Regions from separate parts of the Homo sapiens genome. Here region 2 is linked to region 1. The links are chromatin contacts, found by Hi-C or POLR2A ChIA-PET in ENCODE. All regions are on one chromosome and are shown on one strand. Each heading gives the region's core, a stretch centred on a gene start or an enhancer-like site at or near the end of the contact. The rest is flanking DNA. Distances are from core to core; before and after follow the strand shown.

The links. A loop is a pair of places that touch in the nucleus more often than their neighbours do. ChIA-PET counts read pairs that join two places held with the same protein, here RNA polymerase II (POLR2A).
Region 2: a map of K562 shows a loop between it and region 1 (3-fold over the local background). The contact joins two enhancer-like sites. A Hi-C loop is called at or near these places in 2 of 168 maps with a recorded cell type or tissue (GM11168 and K562) and 1 of 37 single-sample maps with no recorded cell type. POLR2A ChIA-PET finds 5 or more read pairs at or near these places in 1 of 52 experiments (SK-N-SH).

Annotation. Positions count from the first base shown.
Region 1 is chr5:77,876,667-77,883,169 of GRCh38, forward strand. No RefSeq gene overlaps it. Among named protein-coding and RNA genes, the nearest start is that of TBCA, 100 kb to the left of the region's middle. RefSeq lists an enhancer at 3,351-3,420. Within about 2 kb of position 4,090, at least 2 of the 41 ENCODE cell types and tissues checked have a DNase peak (open chromatin) inside an H3K27ac peak, as active enhancers do.
Region 2 is chr5:78,264,509-78,271,011 of GRCh38, forward strand. AP3B1 (adaptor related protein complex 3 subunit beta 1) reads right to left here. Exons shown (of 27, transcript NM_003664.5): 2 at 3,012-3,087. Among named protein-coding and RNA genes, the nearest start is that of AP3B1, 27 kb to the right of the region's middle. Within about 2 kb of position 3,988, at least 2 of the 41 ENCODE cell types and tissues checked have a DNase peak (open chromatin) inside an H3K27ac peak, as active enhancers do.

The DNA.
Region 1 (6,503 bases), core at 2,840-5,339:
TAATTCCCTGACTGTGTGTCTCGGGACCCACTTTCCTTCTCTCTGGAAACCCCAGGCTTTGGCCCTGATGATCATTCCCGGCATTACAGGGGTTGTGATAGGAATTAAGAGAGACAATTACCAGAAAGCACTTTGTCAAATAATTAAAGCGCTAAACAAATAGTAGAGATTATGACTACTGTTTTGTCCTGGTAGGAAGAGAATGATCAGCAACTTTGCTTGATCAACCAAATTCAACTTAATTGCAGAAGATCCGTGTCAGGAAACCAAGCTACGCACTCCGAGAGCTCACCTACCAGCCATGATTTCGGCATTTTCCTTAGTAACAGGCATTATGCCTCCTTTTTTTTTCTTCCCCCAGAGAACTGAGTCACAATCTCACAAAAAGAGGCTGGTCAAATATCCAGGGCTTCTAGGGACTGTCCCTTTTTGGCCACACGCCCTTCCTCAGACATTTGCAGGAGATAGAGTTGGCTTTAAATTCTTTCGGGCTCCCAAATCAGGTTTAAGTCCCCATGTCTGATCCATATGTCTGTGTATTCTTGGAGCTATAACCCCTGGCTAATTGAGTACTAAAGGTGGATCTGCAATTTCACTTGATCAACCAAGGCCAACTTAATGTGCTTTGTAAAGGACTTAGTGGACGGTATCCGAAAGTGAAAGTATATCTAAACCATCCAAACAAAGTCAACTTGGTTTTGTTGATATTTTATACAGGCACAGGGAGAATAACATTTTAGCCAGTCTTGTTTTTTTTTTTTTTTTTTTTTTTTTTGACAGCAAGTAAGGCAGCTTAGCTTTATTTGACTAAAATTTTCAGCCTGTATGTCTGCATCGTACAGGGTAATGGGTTAGCTTGAGTGTTTGGATCGGGTCCTCCTGTGAATGCATCAAAATTGGCTCTCATTTACAAGAATTACATTTTAATACCCATCCTGACACCGTGATGGCCACACACCACAGATTTGCACAGTGTCTTATAGCAGTTTCCCTTGGAGCCGCTCTCCTAAGCAATCATGCCTGTGATCCATGTTTTATGCTCTGCCTGGGAACGGGAGCAACACACTGCCCCTTCGCCCTGGTCTCTCAGCAGCCCCACATCTCGTCTAGTTGGGACCCTTGCAGTGTTGATGTGTACTTTTTTGTTGTTGTTTTGTTTGCTTTGCTTTTTGAGACAGGGTCTTGCTCTGTTGCCCAGGCTGGAGTGCAGTGGCATACTCACAGCTCACTGCGGCCTCAACCTCCTGGGCTCAAGTGATTCCCCCGCCTTAGCCTCCCAAGTAGCCGGGACTACAGGCATGCACCACCTGGCCCGCCTATTTTTTGTTTGTGTGTACTCTTCTCTTTGGCAAAACAAAGCAGTCAATTTCTGTTTAATGGCCTTGCTGTGTAGTGTGGCTGAGGACATGACAGGGAGCTTCTACAGCACATCAGGTCTAAAACGGGTTAAAAAGCTTCAAGATTTGTCATAGCCAGCTTTCTTCCTCCTCCACCTCAATGTATTCTGAATTGTGTAAAAGCCACTGACTTGCCAAATAAGGAAACAATTTAAATGATTCCTAGTATGAATTCATTTTTTTTCTCTTGTGTAATAGGTAAATTATCTAGTATTAGAGGCCCAGAATGAAGGCTTCAAGATTTTGTGGAGGAAAAAGCTACAGTTCTCTTATTCAAGGCATTTCTGAAATCTTGGCCATGTAATTCTGTTAAATCTTTACCTACGCAAGAAACAAAGCTTAGGGCACCTGAGCTTGGTCTTAGGAACTAAGCACTCGAACAAGTAATTCAGGAATTTCCATCTCGGATTCTGAAGTTCTAGAAATGCTAAGTTTTTCTGAAAACTACCCTAATGCTGCCTGTTATTGAATGCACAGTTAGAGGAAAGGAAGGGGATTAGAAGGTAAGGAAGGTTAAGTGGAAGAGAGCCAATGATTTGGGAAACCATTTTTCTTAGAAAACACAATTTGACTTTTTTTTCCCATAAATTCCATCTACCTATAGAATTAGGTTGAGATTGGAATTGTAGCATTTTCCTCTGCTTAAAATTAAACTGAAAGCTATAAATGACATTCTCAAAATCCTGATCTGCCTGACAAACTTCACCTGTTTTGTTAAAGCATAATCATTATATATATATATATGTATATGTATATATATATGTGTGTGTGTATATATATATATATATGTATATATATATGTATTCCACCAGGACTTTAACTAGATTCCAGGTGTTCACATTTCTTTTGACCTTAAGGATTCTATTTCAAGCTATTAAATTAACTAAAATGTGTAAATGGCCTACATTAGCTTTAATTATATAATTATATAGTCAGCAGGAAATGAATCTGTATGAATAAGAACCTAATTGAAAGAAAGTACCCATTCTAGAGCTTGGCATGGATGAACACTTCGAAAGATACCACAGGAAAACTTACCTCTGCCTCTTTAATAGGGTAAATCGACTCTTAAAAATGTCTGCAATGCTTTCCACAAATTTTGACTATATTGGGGATTACTGTAAATAAACAACTGAGCAGAGACTCTTCTCTGGATCAGGGCATTCTTGTTAGGGAGATCCTTACAGTTCATCAATAACTGTGTCCTGAGTAAAAGAAGTTCACCCCAAACCTTGCTTCTGACCCTTCAAATGAAGTAGCTTGGTTCACAAAGAATCTTCCAGTTTCTAACATTCTCCTAACCAGAAAAAAAAAAAATGTATAGTACTAATTCTGCTCAATCATCACCTGCCTTCTTCATCTTTTTACTCTCACAGTTAAGCATGTCCAGTGGGAACTGAGAAAGTGAAGAAGATCCACTCTAACACCTCACATCTATTATGAGAAACCTGAGTTTTACAGAATCCCAAATGTACAGGCTCTCAGGCCCCATGAGATTCTTTTTTTTTTTTTTTTTTTTTTTTGAGATGGAGTCTCGCTCTGTCACCCAGGCTGGAGTGCAGTGGTGTGATTTTGGCTCACTGCAAACTCGCAAACTCCACCTCCCAGACTCAAGTGATTCTCCTGCTTCAGCCTCCCAAGTGGCTGGGATTACAGGCATGCACCACCGTACCTGTAATTTTTGTATTTTCAGTAGAGACAGGTTTACACCATGTTGGCCAGATTGGTCTCAAACTCCTGACGTCGTAATCTGCCCGCCTTGGCCTCCCAAAGTGCTGGGATTACAGGCGTGAGTCACTGTGTCTGGCCTTGGCCCCCATGAGATTTTAACATAATTCCTTCAAAGGTGGCCTGAGGGGCTGAGTAAAGGCTAGACAGGAATTTTAGGGTTTTCTTTTTCTTTTTCTTTTTCTTTTTTTTTTATGTCTTTGGGCAGGACTCTGCGTGTGGGATTAACCAACCAACTTTCTTCCCCCAACAGACATTTTTGAGCTATACTGTGACCTGTGTCAGAAAACTGACGCTGACAACAGACCTGCAAGTACGAACTTGTTATCCCTGCTTCACAGATAAAGGGGCTGACTCACAGGAGGATTCACTGATGCAGCCAGGATTGCACCGCCAGCTCAGAGAGGTCAGTGAGGGAAACCCCACTCTCTCTGACTCAAAGTTCACTCTGACTTGAAGTTCACTCTGCCAGGGGCTGCCCTGGGGGACAGGAAAGAGGTCCTGCCTTTTTTTTTTTTCTTTTTCTTTCTTTTTTTTTTCTTTGAGACAGTCTTGCTCTGTTGCCCAAGCTGGAGTAAAGTGGCATGATCTCAGCTCACTGCAACCTCCACCTCCCGGGTTCAAGCAATCCTCCTGCCTCAGCCTCCCAAGTAGCTGGGATTACAAGAATGCACCACCATGCCTGGTTAATTTTTGTATTTGTAGTAAACACGGGGTTTCACCATGTTGGCCAGCCTGGAGTCAAACTCCTGACCTCAAGTGATCCGTCCACCTTGGCCTCCCAAAGTGCTGGGATTACAGGCGTGAGCCACTGCACTGGGCCAGCTTATTCTTAGTGAGTTGTTTAGTTCTCCTCTTTGTCATAGTCACAAACACTACTCTGCACCTTGGTCCATCCTGTCATGGTGGGCACTTGCAATAGTCAGGATGAACTAGTTAACTAGTTACACTATGAAACAAGTCTTATTCATACGACACACCCAAAGCAGATTGGTTAGGAGGCTCTAAGTATCCTAGTCACTCAGGGACTCAGGCAGACAGAGACTCCACCATCTCATTAGATCTTAAGTCAACATCACAATACAATGCTTCAGGATTCACCATCGCACAGAAAGAGGGCATGAAAAGTTACAACATGACTCCTAAATGTGCTTGCCCAGAAGTGACATAAATCCCCTTACTTTTTTTTTTTTTTTTTTTTTTTTTAGGAGACAGAGTCTTGTCTTGCTCTGTCACCCAGGCTGGAGTGCAGTGGCACGATCTTGACTCACTGCAACCTCCACTTCCTGGATTCAAGCGATTCTCATGCCTCAGCCTCCCAAGTAGCTGGGACTATAAGCACGCACCACCACCCTCGGCTAATTTTTGTATTTTTAGTAGAGGTGGAGTTTTGCCATGTTGGCCAGGCTGGTCTTGAACTCCTGGCCTCAAGTGATCTGCCCGCCTGGGCCTCCCAAAGTGCTGGATTACAGGCCCCCCTCACCTTTCACGGGCCAAGGTGAGTCATATGGCCACACCTGACTTAAAGCCAGTCCTCCTATATGCCTGGAGGAAGAAGAGAACCAGAAATCTTAGAGAGCTGCAGTCATGTCTACAACAGTACTCTTGGTCACAAGGAGGAAGGAGCACTGAGCTGAGAGTCACAGGGCCTTCATCCTAATACTGGCTTTGCCCCTGTATAAGCTCCATGTCCTTGTCCTCTCTCTTAACCTCATGGCTCCCACATCCTCCTCTGCAAATGAGGGCTTGAGATAGATGGTCACCTCTCCGATACTGCACCAGAACAAATTTATTACCTTTGCTAGATTTCAGGTCCCACATGCTTGGGAACAGGTCTGTGGGGTCATCTCCAGTGAAAGCCAACAGCGCAGAGAGGATGATGCGGGTCCTCGTGGAAACAGACTCATTTGTACGCATGATAAGGAAGCTGGCTAGAGTCCACCAGCTCTGAGTTTTGAGATAGTCCACACCAGCATGATGAATGTGTCAAAGATTCCATGTCACACAATAGACTTTGTTAACTCGCTTTGACAAAGGCCTTTTACTTTTAACTGCTTGTGACAGCAGCTCAGAGTTTACTCGTCAATGTGCCTCACATACAGGTGTTGCCCACTTCATATAATAGATATGTTCCTTTAAAAAAAAAAAAGAGGGTGGAAATTTCAAAACCAGAAAATCACCGTTTGAGTTTATGGAAAATCACATTAGTTACAGGAATCCAATGACACAAGTTTTTGAGAAACGGTGAAAAGATCATTGGTCGTTTTACTTTTTCTCTTAAGTCATTGCTTCTGATAATACTGAGAGTTATCTGGCACAGTACACAAAGCACAGTAAAGACATTCAATGATATTTGTGAACGAATGGATAAAACTCAGTTTTCTAACTGTGGTTGACCTGGCATTTTCATAAAATAATGATACTTATATCTGTATCACACTTTCTAGTTAGCAAGCCTTACGTTTACCTGGGACAGGAGTAGAAAGAGCATAAACTTTGGTGTCAGACTGGCGTTCTTATTGCGGGTCTCTTTCTTAGCAGCTGTGAGCTTAGACACAGTACTTCACCTCCTGGAGCATCCATCATCTTATTTGTAAAATATGAGTGATGCCAGCTTCTCAGGATTGTTGAAAGAGTGTGATGAGAGCCTTATGGGTTTTTTCTTTTTCTTTTTTTTTTCTTTTTAGAAATGGCATTCCGCTTTGTTGCCCAGGCTGGTCTCAAACTCCTGACTTCAGAGGATCCTCCTGTCTCAGCCTCCCAAAGTGCTAGGGTTCCAGGCATGAGCCACTGCGCCCTGCCCGGAGCCTTATGTTAACATGTCTATTACAGGACCTGACATGAAGAAGAGACTTAATAAAAGGTGATTGTCCTTCCCTTTTCTATGAAGCAGGAAGGGGAGCTATTATTATCTTCATTGTACAGAAGAGAAAGCTGAGGCCCAGAGAGATAAAGTGGCTTGCCCAGAGTTTCACAAATACAGGATTGGAGCCCCAACTTGTGCCTAGCTCTTTAACATACCACCTCACCAGCCCACACAGGAAGGCAATGACTGTGCACTGCAGATATTTGTGCAGGATGTGTATATTACATGATTTGGGGCTGACGCAACTTGTCTTGTACATATTGTTTTATGTGACTTTACTCTGCCTTTCTGCCTGTGCTGATCATGCCCCAAGAGCTGGGCCAGGCCTTGTGCCCTTGCAGAATCTGCCTCTGCAGCTCAGTGATAGTTGCTCAGCAAGTGCTGATCCACTAGCCCATTTCCTTCCTTCCTTCCTTCCTTCTTTCCTTCCTTCCTTCCTTTCTTTCTCTTTCTTTCTTTCTTCTTTTTTTTTTTTTGACAGAGTCTCGCTCCGTCACCCAGGCTGGAGTGCA
Region 2 (6,503 bases), core at 2,738-5,237, 390 kb after region 1:
GTTCTATAGGTGTCACATCACCAGTAAAACCTCAGGCCTGATAACCAGGAATTCATCCTGATGCACACTAATACTGCAGAAAAATCTTGGTCTTTTAAACAATTTCCAACCCAATAATTTTTTAAAAGATGCAAGCAACAGCCCCAAGTTGAATCCTTTAAAGCATACATAGAACCAAAGCATTGTTATTGAAGGAAGAAAGGGAAAGAACAAGGGATAAACAGTCCGTCTGGAAAGATTTATACAAAACTATTTATTACAGTCATTAACTCAAAACAGTATACCACCTGACTCAGCTAATTTTCCTGTTTTGACAAAAATTTTAAGCATCATAGATCAATTGTAATTTTTCCAGTTGGCTTATTAAAATTTCTTTCCATGGTTTCTGCTTGCATTCCTGCAGGGCATAGACCTGCACTACCATGCAAAGTAGGGACTGCCCTTATTTATTTCTTTAAACTATGGCTCTTACATCCCATTAAGGTAATTTATTTCACTAAATCCCTGGATACTATTTAAAATTTCTGTCAAAGCATTAATAACTCTTTTACTGTCAGTTATAAATTTATAGGAAAGTGAAAAAATAATAAAAATCAATATTTAGTATACTATAACTTAAAACGTTGGAAAAATTGAAAATTAACTTGGCCAGGCACATTGGCTCACACCTATAATCCCAGCACTTTGAAAGGCTGAGGTGGGAAGATCAAGTAAAACCAAGAGTTCTACACCAGCCTGGGCAATATAGCAAGACCCTGTCTCTACAAAAAATAAAAATAAAAAAATTAGCTGGGCATAGTGGTACACATCTGTAGTCCCTGCTACTCAGAAGGCTGAGGTGGGAGGATCGCTTGGGCTCAGGAGTTCAAAGCTGCAATGTGTTACAACTGCACAACTGTACTCCAGCCTGGACAACAGAGCAAGACCCTGTCTCTAAAAAAACAAAAAAAAAGGCAAAGAAAATGAACTTATCAAGAGTGGTTTGAACAGAACTTGTTCTCTTATCAGTGTTTAACTCATGATACTGAGGAAGAATCTTTCGTATTCCTCAGTAAATTATCATGCTCCTTTCTAAGTCTGGATCAGCTTCCAACATTTTACCCTTTGCATTTTCAATGTTCTCAACTATCTCCTAGAGTTCCTTTAATGAATGTGAGGTCTTCTGACAGCATCACTTCCTCTGAGACAGCTTCATGCTCTTCAACAAAATCACTTTCATCATTTATGTTGGTTGAAAATCTCACCTTACCAAGTTCCTCCAGCTATAAATTCAGTCTCTTAAAAACGTGTAATGTCAGTAGTTCCACAGCCAGCTACTTCTGTATAACTTCATTTATATTCTACCTGATTTTCATTACATGTTATCACTTTTCATTTCTTTGCTGTATTTTCACTTTGTTGGGCAAATGCCTCTTTCAATTATTCATTTCTGTAAAATGTCACATGTGTTTCTTACTGGGAGACAAAGAGGCAACACAACTACATGCTTTGTTGTCTGTGCATAAACTGAGTAACAGATGCACAGTGACCAATCACTGACAGATTTTGAAAGAAGTGACATGATTGATCATGGATCATGATACATGTTTGTAATTTACAAGTTATTTGTAGAATGAAGAGCTAGCAGTCAAGTTTGTACATTATCCAAGTACACAATTAATACACCATGGTAAATGAAATTTGAACCATATTGTTAGGGGATTGGTGTCACTTAACTAAACTGTAGTAACTGAAATTCATATGTATAAAAGCCATGCAAAGCAAGAACTGCCTGCCCATAAATACTCCTATGTATAGAGCATAACATTAACAAATCAAAAATTTACAATGGAATCCTCAAAATTGCCCCTATACTGCCAAATGACATAAACATGAAAGCAAGGATCAAGTCACTTACAGATGTCCTACAGATACAATTAGTACTTGACTTTAATATATTTGATTTTCATACCACCTCACTTTTTAACAGAGCATGCTGATACCTGTTATTTGGACTTTAATATATCAAGAAAGGAAAAGAGATCTGAAGCTCTCATACGATGGCACTGCCTGCTGGAAAACAGTATTGTTTTAGTTGTGTCATCGCCTTATTACAGTAGTTTATTTAAGCAATTATGCAAATGTATTCAATTTTGACCTTATTATATAAAATTAAGTGGAAAATAGAATCAGCAATGGTGGTGATAAAAAGGATAGTGTTAATAAGAAAAATCAGTTTTATGAATTTGATTCCAGTGAAACAAAAGCAAAACTCCTGAGCATCAGATAGTCAGTGGAATTAAGCAAGTTTTTTCTCTGTGAATGTGGAAAATCAAATGAGTACGTACAGAGAGTGCAACATAAATTGCAAAACTATTTTACTAAAGATGGTATATACAACTAGAACCCTGGAAAAATAAAAAATTAAAATTAAAACATTAAAAATAATTAAGGAACTATATTATATCTTTAATTCTCTGGCAATAGAATCCTCATAACTTATTAATCAATTGTTTATGTTTTGCTTTACAGCTGAACACTGGTGAATGCTCTTATATTTAATAATATTTATTAGAAGTTCTAGGCTTCTAAACTGAATAAAGTGTTTCTATTGGTAGTAAGAGAATTTAAAAAACAGATGAAAGTATGCTCAGAACATTTAGGCTGTGAAAGGACAAAAAAAATCATTCTTTAGTATCCCTCTGTGTAGGAAGTCAAAATAGCTTGTATATCATCTTATTTTGTCTTCAAAATGACTAACTACCTCATTCTCATAGTAGAAATACCTTGAAATTAGATACAGGGAAATTAAAACAGAGAAAAGATAAAATTAAAACCTAAGTTTCTTGATTTTTGACACTTCAATAATGTACTTTTTTCTTTAACATTTTTGGACAGGAAATTCTAAGTTAATATTAAGGGCAAACAGAATATTAGACTTGGTATTTAACGTATTTTTATATATATATATAATAATATGATCACTGCTTGTCCATTTTTCCAAAATTGAAGTAAATGAGTATTTTACCTACCCCAACAATCCGCTTCATAGCATCCAGTTTAGCAGAATCTTTGTTGCTCTCTAACATTTGCTTTAGATCTTCATTCCTATTACAAAAGAGAAGAAAAAAAATCCATACTTTGATTTTTATATTAGATAGCTTAAAATATATCATTTTCATAAGAATTAGAAGTAATATCATGGGCAATGTTAAATAACTGCAGCAAGAAGGTGGCCATCTGCAGGCCAGAGAGAAAGGCCTCAGCAGAAACCAAACCCGCCAACACCTTGATCTTGTACTCCCAGGCATTAATTGTGAAAAAATTAATTTCTGCTGATTAAGCCACCCAGTCTGTGGCATTTTGTTATGGCAGCTCTAGCAAACTAATACAAGGGTTAAATGTTACAAACTGTCATTGCAAGAAAAAAATAAGTAAAAGCTAAGCACATTTTTTTCAAAAGGAATAAATGCAATGAAATTTATTATGAAAAAAATGAGCCTTACTTTCCAAACAGCTCATAAAATTAAATGCAATGGTGACCAGTAGAGAAGACAAAATACAATTAAATAATTAAAACACCTACTTCTTCCTAATTAAAAATACAGCTTGAAAATATTTAAACAGTAGAGGTAGTAATAAATAAAAACTGTCTCTGAGAACATACAACTACTACACATACTATAAATGTTCACCTTAAGGAATTTAGGATCCCTGCATAAAACTTTTCAGGCTCTTTCAGATTTCACAGGTAACAGAAAAGGGAGAGAAATTAATGGAACTATATATGTAACTGTATTTTGTTCTTCTACTTTTTGCTGTATTTTCCTATTTACTTAATGACTATGTATACTTTTATAATGAAAAACCTAAACCCTAAAAGAAACCTTAAAAAAATCTTACTGAAGTTAGGTAAGAAAAAAAAAGAATTCGATAGGAACTAAATAGAAAGGAAATGTGGTCACACATACACACATGCCAAAAAAGAAAACAATTTTCTCCTGCTTGTTCCCCTTTTCTGTTCCCCAAAGTGTCCCATTATTCTCCTCTACCAGTTTTATCTGGAGAGAGAAGTGAGCAATGAAGAGGAATGAAGTGTCAATTTTTAGAACAGCCCAACCTCTAATTCCAGGCATAGTCTTACTCGTAAACTAATGGAAACTTGGTTTGCTCATCTAAAGCCCAAATTCCCAGAGTGCCCAGAACAAGCACCTGCTCTCTGAAACTAAAAACAAGAAAACAGAATCTCAATATTAAAGATAAAGGTTTTGCTCTTCATGGTTAACAGAAAAGCTAGTCTTCAACAACAAATACTGCATTAATATAGGAAGAGAAACTAATAATTCTGAGGTTCAGGGAAGAGACAAGAAAAATCCTAGGCACTGTTTCAACCTGATGTAATATGCAGCTTCTCACGTATGTCATAAGGATCTATTTAAAATTCTGATATAAATTACATGTTTCTTCCCAAATTCTTCTTTGCCTGTCACCAAAACAGTAAAGATTTAGGAAAGTTAATACCATAACACCTACTTTACCCTCAAAATACATTAACTTTTATTAAGTTCTTTTAGGTCTACCTTCTTCATTACGTAGATTCAAATATGATCAGTTAACATGTATTACTGCATAAATCTTAGATACTATTTTGTTAAATATCAATATTTGAGTCAAAATAATGCTGAATTAGCAATATTTTCCTCAACTCTTTGCTGAAAACAATAGTTGTTTCAAATATATTCATTTTTAATTTACCTGTGTCTTCATTTACCTAGTTACCTGTAGCTTTCTAGCTTTGAGTATTAGGATACCAACTTTATTTTTACATAAGTGACATCTTGTGGTGTTAAATGGTATAACTTTTCCTTTCATGTTCAAAATAGGCCAGTTTTAAGTTTCAAAGGACAGAGAAGAATATATAACTGAACATTTAAGGCAAATCTTACTATTACCAGGAAAGTCATTCTTATTTTAGCCCCAGAATGAACTAGTAACTATAACTGAAAAATAAAGTTTACCAGTTATATATAAGAACTAGGGATGTGTTAGGGCTATTATGTAGTGTAAATTACCTCTCTTTTTAATCAATCTATAATCCATAACTCATTAAAACCTTCTACTCCTTCTAAAGACAACATAAATTAAGGGGAAAATTAAGACTATGTAGTACTGTACACTATATCAGTGCTACTTAAAGTATGATCTGAGAAAGTCTGGTCCAAGAATCATGACTAATTCACAAATTTTTGTTACCAACCCATGAGGAGATAGGTACCAAAATTCAGAATAAGCACATTGAGAACCGTGACGGAACAATTTGACAATGTAATTTTATGTTTATTGAGTCTAATTTAAAAAGTGGGGCTTGTATTTTATTTTGTGTGCCTTTTTCATTTTATTTTTCTTTAATTTTATTATGTTTTTGTTTGTTTGTTCTTTCTTTTGAGACAGAGTCTCACTCTGTCACCCAGGCTGGAATGCAGTAGTGTGATCTCCGCTCACGCAACCTCCGCCTCCTGGATTCAAGTGATTCTCCTGCCTCAGCCTCCTGAGTAGCTGGGATTACAGGAGTGCATCACCACACCCAGCTAATTTTGTATTTTAAGTAGAGATGGGGTTTCATCATGTTGGCCAGGCTGGTCTCGAACTCCTGACCTCAGGTGATCCACCAACCTCGGCCTCCCAAAGTGCTATGATTACAGAAATGAGCCACCACGCCTGGCCCATTTTATTTTTCTAGTAATTTATTTTTTATTGTATTTTGTAGAAGTATCCATCAATATTGGACTGGAAATTTTAAAAAGAAAAAAGAAAGGACTTTTACCATTTGAGAGCCCCACACTACAAAGTTACCTTCTTTTTCCTCAAAATTATGGTACACCAAAATTTATATACCATAGAAAGCAACACCTAAAACTTACATCCAGGAAATCATGGACTGGAAAAGTGATAAGGAATAGCAATTTCCAATCAGAGATACATGCCCAAAAAAGGATGTATAAAAATATTCAACGAAGGGAAGGCTGGACCTTTATGGAGCCCTACCAAAAAATTCCAAAACACAGGCACCTCTTTAGGCATAGAGAACCACTCCAATAAAAGATGCTACTATCCAAGTGGTGCGCTGCAAATATGAATGGATATGCAGAAAAAACGCTGGAAACAGAGTCAGAACTTACCATTTCCCAGTGCTATGTAGCCAAAGGGAGTGGCCCTCATAATAATAATGTTTTTGTGCAAAACATTAAGGCTTAGGAACATTTTCAGTTCACTTAGGATCTAAGCTTCCCTTGCAGAGTGCTCAGAACTTTGGCTCTTTCTGTTGACATCTGATACCCATGACCACTACTCTTTCATCTTGAAATTCCCTCCTCCTTTTGATTCTGTAGCTCTATTCTCATCTGGTTCTCCATTCGCATTTGTGACACAGCAATGAACAAAAATGACAGAAAAACCCTTGCCCTCATAGGGATTTCATTCTATTAAGTAAAAGAAACAACAAACATAATAAGTAAGAAATTTTT